Regions from separate parts of the Mus musculus genome. Here regions 2 and 3 are each linked to region 1. A link is a loop called in an ENCODE intact Hi-C map of the cell type or tissue named here. Cell type or tissue: left cerebral cortex. All regions are shown on one strand. Each heading gives the region's core, and the rest is flanking DNA. Links, peaks and the distances in the headings are about the cores only.

Evidence for each region. Peaks named below come from ENCODE experiments on the same cell type or tissue, not always from the same donor. Only the 100,000 strongest peaks of a DNase experiment are listed, where the experiment ranks them.
Region 2: a loop joins it to region 1, with 10 times the contacts of the local background. A loop is called at or near these places in 14 of 42 quality-filtered maps.
Region 3: a loop joins it to region 1, with 4 times the contacts of the local background. A loop is called at or near these places in 18 of 42 quality-filtered maps.

What each region holds. Positions count from the first base shown.
Region 1 is chr10:26,371,545-26,374,617 of GRCm38, reverse strand. L3mbtl3 (L3MBTL3 histone methyl-lysine binding protein) reads left to right here and starts at 546. Exons shown (of 22, transcript NM_001359254.1): 1 at 546-917. In left cerebral cortex, for the core only: a CTCF peak has its summit at 1,508 (motif pointing left); DNase peaks (open chromatin) are centred at 426, 804 and 1,499; H3K4me3 peaks cover 1,517 bases; H3K27ac peaks cover 565 bases.
Region 2 is chr10:26,539,140-26,542,212 of GRCm38, reverse strand. No RefSeq gene overlaps it. Among named protein-coding and RNA genes, the nearest start is that of Gm30034, 110 kb to the right of the region's middle. In left cerebral cortex, for the core only: a CTCF peak has its summit at 1,807 (motif pointing right); a DNase peak (open chromatin) is centred at 1,813.
Region 3 is chr10:26,709,921-26,712,993 of GRCm38, reverse strand. The region is part of intron 1 of Gm48893 (a long non-coding RNA gene); the gene reads right to left. Among named protein-coding and RNA genes, the nearest start is that of Gm48893, 16 kb to the right of the region's middle. In left cerebral cortex, for the core only: a CTCF peak has its summit at 1,728 (motif pointing left); a DNase peak (open chromatin) is centred at 1,732.

The DNA.
Region 1 (3,073 bases), core at 272-2,771:
GCCTCCAATTTCCGCCATTTTGGGAAAGTTGCACGGAAAAAAAAAAAGAAGAAGAAGAAGAAGAAAGAAATAAAGCCTCCGCTGGATTTTTTTTTTTTTTTTCCTCCTGCTGGAAGCAGGAAAGTGCTTTTAGGGAACGCGGCGGCGCGGGCTCGACACTGCCGTCCCCGCGGGGTGGAGGACGCGGGGCCGGGCCGGGCACCCGCACCGTCGCGGCGATCTTCTCCGCGCAGCGCCGCCGGTGCGGGCGCGGGCGTGCGAGCGAGGCGAGGCGAGGCGGTGGCGGGCTGCGGCGGGGGCCGTGGAGCCTGCAACTTGTTTACCGCCGCCCCGGGTGGCCGAGGCCGGCGGCCGGGGTCCGCCTCGCCACCCGTGCGTGCGCCGATCTGCGCTCATGGGCTACTGTCTGGTCCACGCTCGCGTCCTGGGCCCGGCGGGGCCGGCCTCGCGCAGCGGCGGCGGGGCGGGGGAAGTAGAGGCCGGCGGGGGTGGGGATCGGGAAGCGCAGGAGCGGAGGCATCCGCCGCGCGCCCCGCCAGCCAGCCAGCCGCCGGCCGGAGGAGGAGGCAAACTTGAGAGCGGCGGGGCCAGGGGCGCACTGGCGGAGGGAAAACTTTAATCGCCTTCTTGGGAGAATAGAAAAAGGGAAAAAGAGAAAAGGAAAAAAAAATCCAAAAGGCAAAAAAGTGCATGTGTGTGGGGGTTTCTAGGACCCGAACCTCACGATCGGATCTGATCCGATCACGGCCCACCGCGGGGCCGTGAGAGAAAGTTGACCAGCGTGGCGGCTTTCTTCGCGTCCGGCCGTGGTGTCTGTCTGTCCGTCCGCGCTCCGACCAAACGGGTGGGAGATCCAGCCGCACTGCCGGGTCGCGTGGGTCAGGGCTCTTGCCCCACCCTTCCACGGGGACACGAAGGTAAACTCGCTTTGGTTTTTCCTTCTCTGTCCTCCTGCAGCCACCGCCCAGCTTCCTTTTCCTCTCCTTTCCCCGCTGATTTATTTTTCTTCTTTTTTTTGTTTTTTTAGGGGGGGGGGACCCGAAAAACGGAGTCTCTTTCCTTATGCAACTTTCTCGGGCGCAGTTTGCTGGGCCCATCCCCCCCGCCTTCTGCATCCCTTGGCCCGCTCCTTTGCCACCTTGGGGCTACCGCCAAAAGCATGCATTTAAGATCATCCAAAGTGCCCAGGAACAAAAATAGATGTTAAAGAATTGTTCTAAGTTAAGGGAAACTGAGACGAGAAATAAGAAACCGGTTTGAGTGTGTGTGTGTGTGGGGGGGGGGGGGAGGTGCGTCGCCTGGGATGAGTGAGTTGAATTTTCATTTCAATTTTCGTAGGTGGTTGGTTATGATGCCTTTATTGGTGTGGGGAGCCCGGGAAGCTCTGTACTGGCTACCTCGGTTGCGTGGATTTTTGCGCAAGTTTTTAGAAAAACACTGACTCGAGTAGAGAGCCGGAAAGTTTCAAGTGCAGCAAAATAGTGAGCCTGCAAAACTGGCCAAGGGGGGACCTCTAGTGGTTAAACGCATCTTAAGTTCGAGAGACAAGACCAAAGTTTGGCCTTTACTTGTAGCTACATGCAGTCCGTTTAGACGTGGAAGTAATTAGAAGACCTGAGTTGCAGCCAGATGTGAGAAAGGATGCTAGTCCGAAATAGAAGTTTTGTAAATCAGAGAACAATGACGTCTAAGCTTGCGGACCCTGTGATTTCCATCCTTTCTTGCATACAGTAAGAAAACCAAAGCTTTTTATTCTGAGATTTGAGATTGACACTCCCTAGATAAGAAAGTTTGTCTTCTGTTTACCATCATCTGTACCTCCGTTTTTTTTTTTTTTTATTTCCCCTCTTACGACTCATAGCAGGTAGCTTAATTCGGAATGTTAAGGAAAAGTCAAAATGAAACCTGTGCTTAGCACTTTGCAAAAAACTGAAAAAAAAACAAACCTGAAATTAGCTTTTATATGAACTGATCATTTTGTATGTGTCTCTGATGCATATAATCTCAGGCTAACAAATTATTCAACAATTTACGTATAAACTTACATAATATATACTCATAAAATACATAGTATCTTCTCGTAACGGTGTAATTTTGATTCACTGAGTAAAAACATTTATTTCAGTATACTTTGTATAATTTACGATTTAAACCACTTTATATATGCATGGGTTACATAACTATTTCCCAGTGTGTATTCTGTATTTAAAAAAAAAACATTGAATTTTAAGGATAAAAACAGGAGGGATTAAGGTTGTATAGAATCATTCTTGTAATTACCACCTGTCCGTCACAGTGAAAGAGACAGGGTCCATCCATCTATGTAGCTCAGGCTGGAGTTGAATTTGTATTTCCCTCCTGGTGCTTGGGTAACAGTCTTATTTACAATGGGAATTTTTATTATGTGGTTTAGAGTACGGGAATGATGTGAGTGATTAAAATTAATTTCACCTTACATGTACCTAGTTAATTTGAATACACAGTGCAGTGTGGTGTGATGGGTGTTGAGTTTGAATTGTATATTATGGATGCGAGGGCTTTATGAGAGTGCTTTGAGGGTGTTTGTTTGTTTGTTTGTTTGTTTTCCTTTTCCTCCAATATAATCAATGCTAGATCCTTAAAAGAAGTCTTGGGGGTACACAGCAGTTCTGAAGGTCACCAGACAGATGTCTTTCACTGGACACTTGGTTTCCAGTGCAGCTGGAAATTAAAGAGAGTGTGTGACAGGGTTAGTAGAAAGGAAAACAACAACAAAACTTAAGTTTGTGGGAACTGCTTTGAATGTTTGAACAAGTAGACAGTAGGCGTGCTTGAAAAGGTGAAAGAAGCATTGGGCAAAAAGGAGTGTCCCGTAGCGTATGTGTGCCTTTGGTATGGTTGCATGGGAGGCCAGAGACCAGCTTGAGTTGTTACAGTTACAAGCTTTCCTGCTCTGCTCCCAGTCATCCTTTTTTCCCCCCTCCCTCTCTCCAAACCTGGCTCACTGATTGGCTAGACTGGCTGGCCAGTGAGCTGCAGGCCCTCCCTCCAGTGCTCAGGTTACAGAGGAGAGCGCTCCGGGATTTAGGGATTT
Region 2 (3,073 bases), core at 338-2,837, 170 kb before region 1:
GTAAGACAGTAATGTCTGTCTTTTTAATGGAGCAACACTCACTACAGTTTTTGGTTTTGGTGGGAGAATGAACTCTCTAAAGTTGAGAGATGATGACCAAGGGGAAGACAGCCACTTCTCTCCTTAGATGTCAATTTTTAACCTTTGTTCTTTAATCCCCTTCTTATCAAGGATTATTTCTTAATCAGTCTGCTACACTTAAGATCAAAATATAATTTGGTCACTGTGTATTTAATAGCTGCATTGTCAAAAATTCAACACCCAGTGAACTCAGTTATAAATAACTTCTGGCTGTTTACAATTTATCCCAAAACAAAAAGGCATCCAGCTATATTACTCAGACCTCTTAATCTGAATCAGAACTCCTTTTCTTTATTCTGGAGTTCTGTTTAAGGCACATGATCGTTGATCTCTGCATGAGGCCTGTTATCATCTAAGCCTTACCTCATCCGCTCACACTTTACTTCATTCTTCTCTTGTTCCTGGCTTTCTTTCTTTTTGTATACATGTGTGTGCATGGTGTTCGTATGTGTATATGTGCAGATTTCCAGCACATGCCTCTGTGTGCAGGTATATGTGTGTATGGAAAACAGAGATTGATGTTGCCTGTCTACCTCAATCATTATTCTCTCTGAGTATTAAGCAGGGTCTTTTACCTGAACCTAGAGCTCAAGATTCTGTTGTAGCTTTGTTCAAGGAAGTCCTGAGCTCTCATTTCTGCCCTGGTGGCCCATAGGCAGACACCGTGGGCGCCATACATGCTGCCTTCTACAATCATTTTCAAATTGTTTCTTTCTTTTCTTTTTTTTTTTTTTTTTTTTTTTTGGTTTTTCAAGGGTATCTCTGTGTAGCCCTAGCTGTCCTGGAACTCACCCTGTAGACCAGGCTGGCCTCAAACTCAGAAATCTGCCTGCCTCTGTCTCCTAAGTGCTGGAATTAAAGCATGCACCACCACTGCCCAGCTGCTCCCAGCTATTCTAATATAGTTCAGTATATGAGATCCAAAATTTGGGAAAACATTATGAATTTATATGAAAATAGGATGTCATTATTTGTGAGAACTATTCCAATCTTTATGCCCAAAATCTAATGAGAATTTATAGTAATTTTTAAATAAAATATTAAAAATTAAAACATGACTTCCAGGAAAAACTGAATAACTCTTTAGAATCACATAGACCAGTGGTTTTTGCCCTTTGTAGTGCTGTGGGCCTTTAATATAGTTCCTCATGTTGTGGTGACCCCCAACCATAAAATGATTTTTCACTACATCACAACTGTAGATGTGCTAGTGTTGTGAATTATAATGTAAATATCTGTGTTTTCTGATGTTCTTAAATGACCCCTGTCGAAATGGTTATTCAATTCCCAAAGGGGTCATAACCCACAGGTTGAGAACCTCTTACCTAAACCAATGTGATGGAATAAAATAATGAGTTTAGTATCTATGTGTCTATGGTCTGCTTCACAATGAGTGTGAAAAACAAAACAAAACAAAACAAAACTCACATCCAAGGGAGATTTTAGAATTATTTGCTAAAACCTGGAATGTTCATTTTATCATTCTCTGCACTCTCTGTACAACGGGAAATGACTTCTGAATCCTCTCCCTCATTTGTCATTGTCAGGCATTAAATATAAATCAAATTTGCAAGTTTTTTTTTTTTTAAAAATGTCTGCTGGAGCAGAATAATGTCATTGTCAACACTTTTAAACATTTTATGACTTTGGAATCTTTAAAAAAAAAAAAGCACATTGCCAAACTAATTAAAATTGCTCATGAATATTAATGACTGAGCTGAAAACAACTGCCACTAGGTGGCAAACAATCTACACATTGACTTATATAAAAGAGAACACTGTAAATATGTTATATTATGTACATATTAACCTATAGAGTACAATCTATAGAGTCTGGTTAACCCTAGGTGTTCCACCTATTAGTAATGACATTACTCTATAAGTCTAATAGTTTAAAAGTGACAAATGACCTCTTTGAGGAGTCAAGCTATCTTTTGTCTTACATGAAGTCTTTTATTTTTTTATATTACAAAAATAAGGATAGTTGGTATGTGACTTTAGAATCTGCCATTTAACAGAATGAATATCTGGGTTATGGACATTTGTAATTCAATTCAGATGAGCGATCAAAGAAAGGCATCTGTGTGGTTGAAGGCACAGCAATGATGAAACGCAGCTCCTAGTAGAACCTGAACTTCAGACTCTAGAGTTGCATGGCTGTCTTCACAGAGTCGGTATGTATGGTCCCTAGTGTTAGATCATATTGGATCTAGGAATTGGAAGCCCTGCTGGGATTTTTTTTTTTTTCTATTTGATTCAAACCTCCAAGGAGTGGGAAATACACTGTCACACTGAAGTTAGTAGAATGTGGTTCTAAACTGTCAGGCTTGTGTGGCAGCAGAATTATGTCCACAGTGTGAAAACATGGTTGGTTATGTTACTGTGCCCAAATGGCAATTTCTTCTTGAAAGATTTCTGTCCTTATCTTTGTGACCTTGGTGTTGGTCACATGTGTGCCTGCCAAGTGGCACACAAGTGAATATGATGAGCCTAAGAACCAATAGGACTGTTGTGAGTTCCCATAGCCTTTCATGTTCTTCCCCTCTGTGAGCAGCAAGAGCTTACCAATCCTTCAACGTGAAGTCTGAAATAAGATTCCTAGACAAGAGACAGAGAAAGTGATGCACAGCCAACAAAATAGATTTTCTAGGGTAGGTCACTGGGACCTCAAGGTCTCTTGTTTTCTGATATTAACATCATCAAATAAGATCTGAATGCTAAAGAAGACTCTGTTTTGGGAATGTATTGATTCTTCTTTTTATGGTATCTTTTGCCTGTTTCTCCACTATCTAGTGAAGAAAAAAGTACCCATTTTATATGAATAGTATCATTGAATGAATTATTGCACAAAAATATGGGCTAACAAACAACCTCATAAAAATTAGTTACATTTATTAAAATAATCTAAGCAAATCTAGGCAGGGTGTGAGGCATGTAAAGATCCCAAGCACTTGAGAGGTTGAGGTAAGCAGATCCCTTGAGATCAGGGCTT
Region 3 (3,073 bases), core at 338-2,837, 340 kb before region 1:
CCACAGTGCTGAAGAAAACTGGCCCTCCCTCCTCAAGGGCCATAAGTTACAAAAAAAAAAAAAAAAAAAAATCCTTTGTCTCATTGTTGGTCAGGGGGCCCCAGAGATGCTTCAACATTTTTGAAGTGATCTCTTTTTCTAGGGTCAATGGGGTATGGAGGGAAAGACAAAGGACCAGAGAGGTGAGACAACAGCTGAAGAATATGCTAATTCGAATGTGTGATTATCACTTGTCTCTACAAGATGGCACGGATGTGCTCCCATGTCTCAGGCCTTAAGAAATTAGAGCTGGCGCCATCACTTGGCAACCACCTGAACGTGGGCTGACTGCAGGATGTCCTTAGGCCATCAGTAGATAGATAGATGATAGACAGATGAATGGATGGATAGATAGATGGATGATAGATTAGATATTCAAGCCCCCTTCATCATAGAACTGAGAGGGGAGTTAAGTGAGAGAAGCCAAACAGCATCAAATAGTAGTCACAGTTAGCATGTGATAGGTCAAGTCGCAGACTTGCTTTGAAACCATTGGCTCACCCTTACTTTGAGTTTCATGGCTTCACCCTGCAGCTGTGATTCTGAAAGACAACTCTTCCCATAGTCCCTTCCTGACGCCATCGTTCTTCTACACTAGAAAGCTCTTAATTTTATTAAAGGACAGAGCTCAGACCGATCCTTCTAACCTTGATGGCCATTCTTTCTATGGTATATGAGATATACGGTATATGAAGCAAAATTATATGGGTCTGGTCAAATTAAGGCATCTAACAGAAACACTCAGTCTTTAACTCAGCTACACAATAGTTTTCCTTAGCCTTTAGCTTTTTGTTTTCTACTTTTTACCTTTTCACTCCACTTGTTTCCCTAGAGTCTAAGTCTCAAAAGAGGCAGGGATGATAGAGTGAAGAAATTAAAATTATATGACAACAAGGTGGTTCAGAGAGGAGAGGGGTTTGCCACCACGCCTGAAGGCCTGAGTTTGATTCCCAGCTTCTATGTGTTAGATAAAGAGAACCAACTTCAAGTTGTCCTCTGAGGTTTACACTTGTGCCCTGACACTTGCATGCCTCTGATCCCACACATAAATGATAACATATATAATAAATAAGAGAATGTTTAAAATTAAAATTATATGTAATAGTTGATATAAGAATAAATTACCACAATCGGCCAGTTTCACAGCCTAGAAACAAAGTCTCCTATGTTTTTGGTTTCATCTCTGAACATGAAGTTTGGGAGAATTTTGACTCTACTTTTTGTGTAATGTCAGAAGTCTATATTACTGATAATAAATATATTGTCATCCAAAATAGCATAGAAATTCATTTTGTAGAGCTCACAGGACTCTTATTTTTTTCGTACATTCAATTTACTATAATTTTGCTACAGCGATGGCCAAAGTTATTGAATAGGCATGATGCCAGGAGCTCTCTTTTTTTGGCTAATCTTCAGAAAAAAGAAAAAAAGAAAAAAAAAAAGAAAGAAAGAAAGAAAGAGAAAGAAAGAATTGGCTATTTTCTCAAATTTATCAAAGTTCCATTCCAAATTGGAAATAAAACACAGTTTCATATTGGAGAAATAGAAGGTCAGATATTTCTGACATTGGTTATTAGTCTGAATTCAACGAGACACATAGAAAATAAATTCTACAACTGTTTGAAAGGAGGGTTGCATGTGGTTTATAAATTTCACTGTCTCTTTTGTTCTCACCGCCATCTTGTGGCCATTGGGAGAATATTTCACTAAGTTTTCCTGTGGAAGCCTGGCTAGGAAAATGGAAGCCTGATTTCACAAAGAACAAACCTAATTCAATGCTCTGCCTTTGTTCTTTCCCATGAAGTGAAGTCGCTGCTTTCTGGCAGTGATACTCAGATAATTACTAATAGATCAGGTACTTGACTTTGTTCTGGGACATGGAGGGACAGTCTTGTTTTTTCTATTGATGTCTACTGCTCATCATTACCAATGAAGGATTTCAGCAGAACAAAACCGAGGAACATGAAATATTCACTTAAAAAATTAAGTAATGGGGGCCCAGAGAATTGGCTCAGTGGATAAAGAAACTTGCTGTGCAAGAATAAAGACCTGAACTGAGGTCCCAGCACCTATGAGAAAGCCAGGCATGGTGGTGCATGCCTGGAATCCAATCGATATGGATGCCAGAGACAGGAGGCTGGCTAGGGCTTCTGGTCTGATGGCCTAGCAGTGTGGGACACTGTCTCAGGGAATAATACAGGGCAGGAGATGTAAGACTTAATCTAAAGTAGCATAGCATCTGATATCTTTCTGTGGCTTCTGTATATGTACCCAGATATACACGTGTACATACCCCCACCTCCACAGACACACGCGTGCACATGCACTCACACAGGTACACGCACACACACACACACACACAAGTAGTAATATACTTTTGGTTAGACAGACCAATAACTGAGAATTTTGGGAATGTATATACTTCATTCAACTGCAGTTCATCATCTATAAAGTAGGTATAATATCGGTCAGCTATACATCATAGCTATCTCTGACAGTGGTCATGGGAAACGCTTTTGAGAGAATACTAAGTCCTTAACAGAGCTCATGATCAATGATGGCATTATTGAGCAACAGCCACCTCTAACACAGAAGTATTGTGACCCTCCTGGACAACTTAAACACGGGCTGTTAACTAACGCTTGCAGCATTGCTTGCTTATAGCTCTTCCCCTGGGTTAATAGAGCAGTACAGTGTCACGGGCAAGAGCAGTGGGCATTTAAGCAGTGTGGACTCAGCCCATCATTCTTCACACTTACTGGCTCAGTGACTTCAGGCTTTATACGTAAAATTCTATGAAGACATTTTAATATCTCTCCAATAGGCTTATTAACCAGCATTGCTTTATCTTATGAGTGTATTGACGCATATACCTCACCTACCATGCACAGTATCTCAGCTACCATATATAGAACATCCTAAGTATTAGCTATAAGCTTAAGTCAAACAATAAAATGTCATTTACTTGGTACATGTACTAATACTGTCCCAGAACCAATATTTACCAAAATCTAAATTCCATAAAAGTCTGCTA